Regions from separate parts of the Homo sapiens genome. Here region 2 is linked to region 1. A link is a contact called in ENCODE Hi-C or POLR2A ChIA-PET data. All regions are on one chromosome and are shown on one strand. Each heading gives the region's core, a stretch centred on a gene start or an enhancer-like site at or near the end of the contact. The rest is flanking DNA. Distances are from core to core; before and after follow the strand shown.

The links. Hi-C counts contacts between places; a loop is a spot of excess contacts on that map. ChIA-PET counts read pairs that join two places held with the same protein, here RNA polymerase II (POLR2A). Pooled maps may share reads with other maps.
Region 2: a loop to region 1 is called in a pooled map, with 2.7 times the contacts of the local background. The contact joins two enhancer-like sites. A Hi-C loop is called at or near these places in 1 of 37 single-sample maps with no recorded cell type and 1 of 50 pooled maps. POLR2A ChIA-PET finds 5 or more read pairs at or near these places in 1 of 52 experiments (T-cell).

What each region holds. Positions count from the first base shown.
Region 1 is chr14:65,202,769-65,208,505 of GRCh38, forward strand. No RefSeq gene overlaps it. Among named protein-coding and RNA genes, the nearest start is that of LINC02324, 17 kb to the right of the region's middle. RefSeq lists enhancers at 2,264-2,373, 5,637-5,726. Within about 2 kb of position 2,828, at least 7 of the 41 ENCODE cell types and tissues checked have a DNase peak (open chromatin) inside an H3K27ac peak, as active enhancers do.
Region 2 is chr14:68,282,627-68,288,718 of GRCh38, forward strand. All of the region lies in intron 7 of RAD51B (RAD51 paralog B), which reads left to right. Among named protein-coding and RNA genes, the nearest start is that of RAD51B-AS1, 400 kb to the right of the region's middle. RefSeq lists enhancers at 739-808, 2,545-2,594, 2,645-2,704, 2,865-2,914. Within about 2 kb of position 1,290, at least 18 of the 41 ENCODE cell types and tissues checked have a DNase peak (open chromatin) inside an H3K27ac peak, as active enhancers do.

The DNA.
Region 1 (5,737 bases), core at 1,578-4,077:
TAATATTGAGAGGTGAAGCTAGCTGGACTTCCTGGGTCAAGTGGGAACTTGGAGAACTTTTCTGTATGGCTAAAGGATTGTAAATGCACCAATGAGCACTCTGTGTCTAGCTAAAGGATTGTAAATGCACCAATCAGCGCTCTGTAAAAATGGACCAATCAGCACTCTGTAAAATGGACCAATCAGCACTTGGTAAAACAATCAGCAGGATGTGGGCGGGGCCAAATAAGGGAATAAAAGCTGGCCACCCCAGCCAGCAGCGGCAACCAGCTCAGGTGTCCTTCCATGCTGTAGAAGCTTTGTTCTTTCGCTCTTCACAATAAATCTTTTTGCTTCTCATTCTTTGGGTCCGCACTACTTTTATGAGCTGTAACACTCACTGCGGAGGTCTGCGGCTTCACTCCTGAAGTCAACAAGACCATGAACCCACTGGGAGGGAGGAACAAACAACTCCTGACACGCTGCCTTTAAGAGCTGTAACACTCACTGCGAAGGTCTGCAGCTTCACTCCTGAAGTCAGCGAGACCATAAACCCACCGGAAGGAAGAAATTCTGGACACATCTGAACATCTGAAGGAAAAAACTCCGGACACACCATCTTTAAGAACTATAATAATCACCGCGAGGGTCTGTGGCTTCATTCTTGAAGTCAGTGAGACCAAGAACCCACCGGAAGTAATAAATTCTGGACACAATATTTCTACTTACTCTGTTTTGTCTTAGCGCCTTAATTATACGTATGGGGCTTGTCTTACATTCTTGGTCTGTCTGTTCAGTCCTGCTTTGGATACACTTATGGCTCATGGGGTTTGCTATTTGTCTTCTGAGGGAGTGACAATGCCCCACTTAGAGCATCTCATCCCTAAGCCACTGGCTGCTCACTCTGGTATCATGTGCATATATGAAAGTGTCCAAGGCCAGATCCTGGTCTGAGACATCTCCCCAGGGGGTTCACACGTTTTGTTGCTACTGCTGTGGTTGTTGGTTCCTGGAATCCCTGTTTCCCTCTATGGTCTCTCCAGCATGGATTTGGGAGAGGGAGCCGGCCACCCTGCTTACTGCCAACTTGGCAAGGACTGGGAGTGTTTTTCTGGCTCATTTCTGTTTCTTGTGTAACCTATCCGTGCTGCATTTTCTTTTTCTTTTCTGTTTTTTCAAGACGGAGTCTTGTTCTGTTGCCCAGGCTGGAGTGCAGTAACACGACCTCGGCTAACTGCAATCTCTGTCTCCCCGGTTCAGGTGATTCTCCTGCCTCAGCCTCCCAAGTAACTGGGACTACAGGCATGCGCCACCACGCCTGGCCAATTTTTTGTATTTTTAAGAGATAGGGTTTCACCATGTTAGCCAGGCTGGTCTCGAACTCCTGACCTCATGTGATCCACCTGCGTCGACCTCCCAAAGTGCTGGGATTACAGGTGTGAGCCACTGTGCCCAGCCATTTTCTCTTACTTGTAGATGGATGAAGCCTATGTTACTATAATTTGCTGAGTATGTGTATTTCTCCATTTTTATTGGTCCATTTCAATTCATTTGCAAAGGGCCAATCAACTGCTACTGTGTTTAATTCCAGAATCCTGCTAGTGGAGGTTTATAAACAAGGTATCTGTGAGGAGATGGGGATCTGAAGGGTGCCCTGCAGGGAAGCTTACTCGAGCCCTGGTTGGTACCTTGGTGACCCCAAGCCCCATGCAAATCATAATGTTGGCTTTTCTGGTGTGGCTACTCCCCACCCTAAGTCACACTGTTACTATCTGGCCAGCCTAAGACCCCCAGGCAAACAAAGATGACCTCCCGGGGGCCAAGGGTAAAGACTAGACCTCTTTGAGGGGCAAGGTTCAATTCTTTACTGCACAGGTAGGGAGACTTAGGCTGCAGCCCGGCTCTGAGAAAGGTTCAGCTGGGTGGAGGAGGAGTCTCTGGGCCAAAGCTGCCCTTTGGAGGAGTCCTGGATCTTGCAGAAATGGCCTGCTTAGTGCCCACCCCCTGCACCCCTGCTCAGCACTGGCTGGGAGTAAGCCTGGGGACTGTGGCTTCAGTGTGAATGTGGGGGTGGGGTGGATGCAGAGCAGTAGCATGTGGGGTATCCAGCCAGGCCTGCTCCACAGAGCAGGAGAGCAGAGCTGGGAAGGGACAGTGGGGATGTGATCTGTTAGCCTTCTGGCTGCAGCGCAGTGCAGACCTCCCTTGCCTGATATGACTGGGTCTCCACCTCTTCCACCCCAGTCTCCTGACTCCTGCAAAAAAAGAAAAGGGGGTGTGCAGGGCTGCCAAACACAGCCATGTCAGGGTGGGCCGGTCCCTGCATTGTGCGCCCACCTGCTGCTGCTGTGTTGTAGGGGAAACCGACCAAAGCACGTAGAGTTAGAACAAAACAAGAACATGGGCTGTGGAGACAGGCTGGCTTCCATGTGCCAGTCTCTCCTGCAGCTTCTGCTCTGGCTGCTGCTCTCTCAGGATCCCGTGCAGCTTTGCCTCGGCCTCACACAGGAGAGTTCTCACACGTAAGGTGGGCCTAGGGGCTGCGGCTCAGAGTCTCCTGTATTGGGATCATTACACATGTCCAGAGTGACAGCTGAGAGGAAAGGGTCCTTGCTTGTGTGCTCAGGAGATGGCTAGGGAGGAGCCACCCCAGGGGAGTTGCCACAGCCAGAATTGCTCTGCTAGGCCCTTCCCTGAAGAGACTTCAATTCTTTTATAGATTTCTCCTTCTTAAACCCAACAAGCTGTTTGGGCAAGAAACCAGGTGAAAGAAACTGAGATTATAGGGGAAGTGTGAAGTGTAGACCAATCATGTGGAACAAGGAAGGGGCGTGACTCAAAAACATAACGTGTGTGTGTGTGTGTGTGTGTGTGTGTGTGTGTGTGCGCGTGCTGACTGGCAGAGCTGGGCCTGCTCTTTATTTGGGAGCCTGCTTGCTACTTTCACCTGTGTTTTCAGCTTGTCTTAGTGCTTTTCTCTCTCATAGTCCAATCCCAGCCCAGCAGATGGTTCACTATGCTTTTAATTGAAGAATGAGGAGGAATCTTTGCACACTTAAAAAACATCCATGGCTGGGTACAGGGGCTAATGCCTGTAGTCCCAGAACTGGGAGGCCATGGCAGGAGGGCACTTGAGCCCAGGAATTCGAGGCTGTAGTGGGCTGCGATCACTGCACTCCAGCCCGGGCGAGAGAGTGAAACTCTATCTCAAAAAAACAAAACAAGATACCATCCAATCCTGGGCCAAGCCCCCACCAACACTGATCCTAAAGGAAAGAAAGCATGGCTGCAGCAGGCACAACAGGACACAGCCCCACCCTTGGAACATCGTGCTCCTGGGGACAAGACACTGGATGCGGAAGCTGGCATCCTAGAACTGACTTTTTCGTTGAGTATTATTACTGTGTTTCCTGGATTCTAAAACACTATTGATTGCAAGATGCACCATTATTCTTTTCTTTCAAATCTAGATCTGCAAACGCCATCATTTTAATAACTGCTTTTAGGCGGAGGAAAAGAAACACAACCACATCAAACGCATGCATCAACTGAAACACCCATCCTGATTTCGGGACCCTGAAAATAAGAAAAATACAGCGCATCTTAAAACTGAAATGGGAAAAAAAAAAAGGAGAACTTATAAAAACTAAATACAGAGGAGACTTTTTCTAATTCTGGAAATGAGATGCAAAACCAATACCCACATTTTGGAATCATAGTATGAGTAGGCTTTTTACCATGTATCACTGCTATTCCTTTTTTTTTTTTTTTGAGAGGAAGAAGGCGTGAGTTGACCTGGTATTACTCACCCAAAAGTGAGGCATTGGGGATATTTATATTCAGCAAGCAGTGCAGGGTTTAAACTGGTGAGTAGATATTTGCATCTTCTAACCACAAAAGTAAAATAAGAGAACTAACTGAAATTTCAGTTTTAGAATGATGATAGCTAATACTTGTGGAGCTCCTTTTTCTCCAGGCACTGCTCTAGGTCCTTTGAATGTATTAACTCATTTAACCCCATGAAAATCCTATGAGAAGGTGCAATGAACAGCTCTAGTCATAGGGATGGGAACAAGGAATCATAGAGATATTAAGCAGTGTGCTCAGGGTCCCATTGCTAGTGTATAGACTTGCACAAGGATAGTATGGCCCTATAGCCCCTCCTCTTAACTGCACTATACGGCCTCTACTAAAGCGTAAGTGAGGGAAATAGACCAAACAAAACTGAGAGTTTGTGGGTGGAGGAAATGCTGAGTTGGGCTAAAGGCAGGAGTATGCTGGTAAAGTGGCTCTTTTCTCCCACCCCAAATGCCCTAGTTCATAACATTTGCCAATTTCCTTGGTGTAAATACTTCCAACAGTGGCCGATTTCAAGACACCAACCTGCTGTTAAAATTCTGAGTGTTTAACAATTGCCTCTCTGGAGCCAGTATAAGCTGGCCCTAGCACGCCACTGGCTGAAAGTAATTGTCCAAATTAATATGCAGCGGTTTAGCCAGGAACGTTTTTTGTGTCATGTTAAATTAAGCCAACTGTGGGTGCGACTCTGCATGTGTGTTCAGGGCTTGGAAATTGTTTCTCCCCTTCTGCTTCTGTAACCACCCAAGGGGTTCACCTTGCCCGCTGCCTAGACAGAGCCGATTTATCAAGACAGGGGAATTGCAATGGAGAAAGAGTAATTCGCTCAGAGCTGGCTGTGTGGGAGACCTGAGTTTTATTACTCAAATCAGTCTCCCCAAGCATTCGGGGAGCAGAGTTGATGTTTGTTTTTTGTTTTGTTTTTTTTTTTAGACGGAGTCTTGCTCTGTCGCCAGGCTGGAATGCAGTGGAGCGTCCTCGGCTCACTGCAATCTCTGCCTCCCAGGTTTAAGCAATTCCCCTGCCTCAGCCTCCTGAGTAGCTAAGACTACAGGTGCGCACCACCACACCCAGCTATTTTTTTTTTTTTTTGTATTTTAGTAGAGACGGGGTTTCACCATGTTGGCCAGCATGGTCTCCATCTCCTGACCTCGTGATCCGCCCACCTCGGCCTCCCAAAGTGCTGGGATTACAGGCATGAGCCACCACACCCAAGAAGCAGAATTTTTAAGAACAACTTGGTGGGTTGGGGCTGGGCACAGTGGCTCATGGCTGTAATCCCAGCACTTTGGGAGGCTGAGGCAGGCAGATCATGAGCTCAGGAGTCGGAGACCAGCCTGACCAACATAGTGAAACTCCATCTCTACTAAAAATACAAAAATTAGCTGGGCATGGTGGCGTGCGCCTGTAATCCCAGCTACTCAGGAGGCTGAGGCAGGAGAATCACTTGAACCTGCGGGGGCAGAGTTTGCAGTTAGCCGAGATCGCCCCACTGCACTCCAGCCTGGGTGACAGAGGGAGACTCCGTCTCAAAAAAAAAAAAAAAAAAAAAAAAAGAACAACTTGGTGGGTTGGGGGTGGGGAGCCGGTGAGCTGGGAGTGCAGGTTGGTCAGGGATGAAATCATAGGGGGTTGAAGCTGTCTGCACCGAGTTAGTTCCTGGGTAGGAGCCACAAGATCACATGATTCAGTTTATCAGTCTGGGTGGTGCCAACTGATCCATCAAGTGCAGAGTCTACAAAATAGCTCAAACACTAATCTTAGGAGCAGTTTAGTGAGGGTCAGAATCTTGTAGCCTCCAGCAGCATGACTCCTACAACCATAATTTCTAGTCTTGTGGCTGTTAGTCCTACAAAGGCAATCTAGTCCCTAGGCAAAAAGGAGGTCTGCTTTGGGAAAG
Region 2 (6,092 bases), core at 40-2,539, 3.1 Mb after region 1:
TTTGTTCAAGAGCATATCTGATGAGGTGGCTAACTTGGAAATTTGTTCCTAGGCAGACCTTGTGACCTCTGTTTCAATACATAGTGAGTGGCCTTTGCTCCCATTTTATGCTACAGATTCACTCTGGAGATAGAATTGGTTGCACCTCTCCAGGCAGTGAGTTTGGAGAGCCCTTGGTGGTTAGGATGCCATTTGTGCTGGTGGCACAGAAATACAAGCAGTAAGCCCAGAGTTGCTTACTCTCCACTGGAGGTTTCTCAGAGGCTGGGGGGGACCCGAGACTCCTCTGCTTCAACTCCGCTCTACTATATGCCACTGGAAGTGTAGCTGAGGCTGAAGGGTATCAATGTTGGTATTTATCAGGTTGGACTCCCCCAAGTGCCCTATTTTCATACCTCCAAGGAGCAAGTGATTCAACAGAACTGTTTTCTTGGCCTCAAATGAGTCTAAGAAGGGGAAATCACTTAATACCAGCCGTCTGTGAGGGACCGATCACAAAGCTGTGTCTTTCTAATCCTCCTTGTAAATCAAAGGGAGGGGAATCCCCAGAGCCCAGGAGTACACATGAATAGAAAGCACCACAGGTAATAAAAACACCTAAAAAGGTCAGCAGAAACTCGGGGAGCTGCTGGAAATTCACCTCCTCTGCCTTTCTATGGGACTCAGTGGGCAGTGATCAGGTAGCAGGCAAGGATACCCAACTACACACCAAAGCAACTTGGCCACAGGACACGTACAGTGCAGCAGAAGGCTGGTAGGATAGTTTCTTCCACATCCATGTGAACCTCAGAGTCATCTGACCATTGGCCTTGTTCTCTTCCAGGTTCTAGCTGGCCAGAGACTTTTTTGGCCTCATACTAACTGCAAAATTGCACACAGTTGGCGAATACACCACTGGAAGCCACTGTGGCTGCATTGTCACAGTTCACCAATTGTGCATGTTATTTCCTGCAGTGGGCCCAAGATCACTGACAGGATGCCGTCGGGGTTGGGCTGAAGGTGGAAACAGCACACTAGCTTGCTGTTTGTGGCCTCTTTACAACTGCCGGCCCCATCTGAGATCCGGAACCAACACGTGCTAACCTCAGCCCATTGGGGCCAGTGGGGCAGCCAGCAGTGGAACCATAGCTCTCCACACCTATGTCTATGGCACGGTAGCTGCCGGCCCACAGTTTCCACTGCATCCCCTTGCATGTGCACCCCAAGAGAAGTAGGCCAAAGAGAAAGCTGCCTTAGGGAGCCACATGGTTATCTTGTGTGTTTACTTTTGCCAAATGGCAGACACAATTCTACTTCAATGCATTTTTCTGAACTCAGTGGTCAAAAGTAGCACGGAAGCACTACTTGCGTCAGCCCCCTCTGTGATTGAGCGAGTGTGTGCTTGTGCAAAGCTGAGGAGATTTTTTTTCACCTCCTCCTTCTGCATTCCCTCAGACTGAGCCACTCTCTTCTTTAGGGGCTCCCCTACTAGGCAGAGTGTTTCTCTAGCTTTGCCTGTGGATTTCACAGTGAAATCTACAGAAGACAGTTTTCCTCAGGGCTGATAATAAGAGGTATGAACTTATTAAGATTGGAAGCATTCTCACCATAAACACAAATTATTTCAAGTTGCTCCTTCATCCCCTTTTCCTTGGCCACTGCCATTGGTTCTGTGTAGGATGGATTTCTTAAGGTTGAAGATAAGCAATGCAAAGGTGGAATTTTGAGTACAGCACTCATCCTAATGTGGGTGAAATATATGAAACATTTATTCTAAGCAGACTGCTACATTAACAGTTGTTATACATTCATTCTCTGCATATCTTTTGTGGACTCAACACTTTTAGGTACAGAGAGGTTAGGAGAATTTCCCAGAATTGCACAGCAGGTTAGTGACAGTGCCAGAAATAAAAGTCTGCCTGACTCCCACACCCATGTTTTCTTCAAGCCAAATTGAAGTTTGGCCTCTTCTCCACAAATATTTCACAAGAAAAATTCCCCACAGCCTTTCAGAATTTCCCAGAAAACAATTGTTGTGCAGTCCTTCAAGATGGAAATGGCAGGCTGGAATATTGAAACCTTATCAGCTTTTATTCTAGAACTGACAGTTGATATTTTCTGAGCTGAAGCTAAGATAAAAGTTTATTTTTGTGTTTTTTTTTTTTAATCGTGGAATGATTTTTGATTTTCCAGAGCATGGCAAAACTAAGCCAGCAAATACTAAAACCACATTTGTTTTTGTGACGCTCAAACTCCGTAACAAATATTGGGTATCTCTATACAAAGCTGGATGTGGACAGGAAGGGTTTGGGATGGGGAGAGGCATGCGTCTGGGAGCGTGGCCTTTCTGGACCTACCCTGTTCTCACTCTCTTCCTTCTGCCTCTTGCCCTCATTGCTTTCCTTATTCTCTTTCTTCCTCTTGTCTCCTTCTCACCTCCAGCTCCTACCACAGCAGACAGGTTGGGGCAGACACCGTCATGGTTGGGGAGCAGGAGGACAGCATGGGGAAAACCACTCCAGGCCTTTCTCTCAAACCTTAGTGATGAAAGGACTCAATGGACCTGAACAATTTCTCACAGGAAAGTTCCGGTCTCTGTCTCCTTAAAAGCAAGGCATTCAGTAACCCTTAACAGAGCCAGGATTAAAACTTGAATTTCTGACTTATCCCAGGCCTCTGTTTGGATAGAAAGGCTAGGTCACTGTCATATATGGCAATTAGGATCACTTCAGATACAAAAGTAACATTTTTAAAGCTGTGCCTTAAGCAGAGAGACCATTTTTAGTACAAAAAGGAAAAAAAGATTAACTGTGCCTTCAGAGCTGATGAAAGGCAGAGCCTCGTCACTTTGAAAGCATTGGATTTAGTGCCAGGCGGGTTGGTGAGTAGACTCAGCACCCACATTCTCTTCTTGCGTCTCTCTCTGGCCACCCAGATTATCCAGGGGCTGCTGTTTACTTGAGAGCTAGAAGTATCAGGACGGACTATCACTGCACCTCGCCATCCTGGCCCAGTTAAAGTGATTTTGAAACTTCCTGATGTGTGTTAGATTGTGGCAGGTTTCTGCCAGGGAGTGGGCGGGAGGAGGAAGCAGGTGTTTTTATGGGCTAGAAATGCCCCTGAGATGCCTGAGGTTGCTTCGTGAATCCTCTAGCCCAGCCTACCCCTTCAACTCTGTTGCACAGAGACATGAGTTCCATGAAAAATTTAGTTTCAAAACTTCCCGTGGGCGCCGGAAATGATAACCACATGTTATCAAGAGCCACTGAAAACCACCAAAAATTTGTCAAAATTCATATAAGATTGCCTCACATACTTGACTTTCATAGAAGCGGAAGCCATTGACCTACTTGATTTATGGTATTTATTAGCAGAGTCTGAAAAGACTTTTATCACAAGATTGATCTTGTTACAGTGTAGCATCTTGACCATCTTTCAGTGTATTTCTGGATATTAGATTTATTTGTTTATTACTTTTATAGGTGGAATTCTCTAGACCATGACATTAAGGCCTGGAGAAGTCACCTGTCAGTAGATCTGAGCTGAGAGTTTCTCTCTCTTCTCCTGTGTCCCATGTTGCCTTAGGAAGGAGAGCAGGCAGGGAAGCCTGCATGCCCTTATCTCATCTGTACTATTGGTCTTAGGTGACTCCAGTTCACTTGGTGGAAAATGGGGATTACAAAATTTGCCTCTCAGCTGCCCCCACAGAAATCTCAGTGATGGCGTTTGTCAGATTCTTGGGTCCTTAAAAAATCTGACTTTTAAATATCGAATAATTATTTTGCTGATCATGAATATCTCTTCTGCTGACCAAACAGGACCAGATATCACATTCCAACCTATTCTATCCCTGGCTGACCACAAACTCCCTCTTCTTTGTCCCCCACCAAAAGTCAGGTAAAATGAGCTGTTTCTATCAAAGGCTGTGTCTTCAGGCCTGGCCATTTCCCACTCAGGTCTCCAGTGCTATCCAATTTTCTCTTCACCTGTACATTCTAGTACTCATGGAAGGCTCCAGTATACAAAATGGCTACTCATGGGGCCCCCTCCCCTTCCACCCCACCAAAGATATTTCTAACCTTCAATGTAGAGTAAGTTAGAATTGACATATACATTGTCCCTTAAAGGCCAGGAACATTAAGCTTGAGCAGAGGGTAGGTGTAGCCTGGGTATAGTCTAGTCATAGCCTAGCTAAAGAAAGATGAGTCAGCTGAAGGCAGAGGGTCTGCATTGGGCACATAGACTGGCAGAGAGTTGGGCTCAGTTGGCTCAATCCTCTGACTAATGACCAGTTAATTCTGCTTATTCTCTCTTAACTCAAGGTATTTGCTGCCTTAAGCTACTTTTTAAATACTTAGTGGAAATAAGTCATCTATTTTCATTAGTGTGTGTGTTGTGTGTGTGTTGGTTGGATTTTCCTGGCCAGGAGCCTCTGCCTTCTGACCAAAATGACATTGATTCCCAGCCTTCTGCCTTAGCAGTTCATCCCATCTTTAACTGGTTCCCCTCTATCTCTTTTCTCTAGCTTATATGCCTTGCTGGCTGTGAAAGGAGGACCTACTGGGTGGTCTATGAATCTATACCCCGTATTTCTTTTTTAAAGATCTTAATTTTTCTCCCTATTTTTCCTTGTGGGAAGGCATTAAAAATGGGACTCAAGGTCTATGTGACACTATATGAGGTGCCATTTCCTATACAGGTGCACCTCTGTAAGCAGCATACAGTTAAGAGGGCAATGCAAAGAAGCTTTGGGAGTAAGCATTCTCTCATATATAAAGTTGAGTTGAGACAGAAGTTACTTTATACAAATATAGGGTTTCTTGTTCCTTCTAATAGGTGGATGGTATTCTTCTTCCTCGAGAGAAGCTGATTAAGTTGGATTCTGTCTATTCCTGGCTTCAGACCTAATCATGACCATTAAAAATATCTATCTTTTCCTTTGTCCAAGAATCCCACTCTGGTCTTGCATTGTAATTGGTGGTGTTGGGGGTGTGTTGCGTGTTTTCAATAAGCCTTATTTTAGGGAAATAGCAAAAATAGCATATGTACTTTCAATTAAATTGTTATTGCTTTTGAACATATTGACAGCAAATATTTGTTATTTGTCAGTAGTGGCCTATATGCTGTATAAAAGGGAATCAGGCATGGGTTTTATAGCTAAACAAGCAAGGTATAAATCAGCAAAGGATAACTAATGACAGTGGTGGGGTAACATTTTCCATAGGCCGGGTACTGTGCTAAGGACTACCTGTGCGTTATCCAGCTGAATCCTCAGAACCATGTGAGCTAAGTATTATCATACCCAGAGAGACTATGAAGCTTGCTCCATGTCACACAGCGAGTAAATGGTAGAGCCCAGGATCTAAGTTCAGGTCTGATTCCAAAGCCCTTGTCCTAAACACTGTGCAAATTGCTCTTACACAAATTTAGTACTGAGCATCAGAAGACTCAGTCTTTCCCATGGAGCAAAGCAGCAGGAAAACCCCATGAAGCGTCAGTTAGAAACCAGACTGTGTTGAGTCTGTTTATAAATTATAATAGTATTTCATGTGTTATTTTAAGAGTATAGTTTTCAAGTCTCTTGATTGCCTCAGAGGAAAATATACCTATAGTCTTCTTCCCAAGTTGTGATGATTGTAATCAATGCTTTGGGAAATGTTTTCATTCTATCCTTTTTGCTGAAAACAGATTTAGAAAACCACAACAATTCAGTAAGATGGCATGATTAGCAAAGCCCTGAGTTTGGTTGCTATGTATCCCTTTGGTGATTTGGCTTTAAGACATGTAATTAAAAGGGAGAGGATTATTAGCAAAATAAGTTAGGAGCTTGTTCTTTTGCCATTGGGGAGTGAATATTTTCTTCCCCATCTACTCTTTCACCAGAAGTGGAAATGATGCTGGGTATCTTTTGAGGTATATCTGTAGTTCAGTTTTAGGTTCTGTAAGGTAGCATTTCATTAGTTCTGTACAATAAAACCGTCATCTCAGTACAGGTTTCCATTACAGAACCAGTGAAGTGAGAATAAAACTGAGGAAAAGTGGTCTAAATATTTTAGTCAGTGCCTTGTCATTGAATTTGTAAGTTTCTGGAGCATACAGTACCTTTATATCTT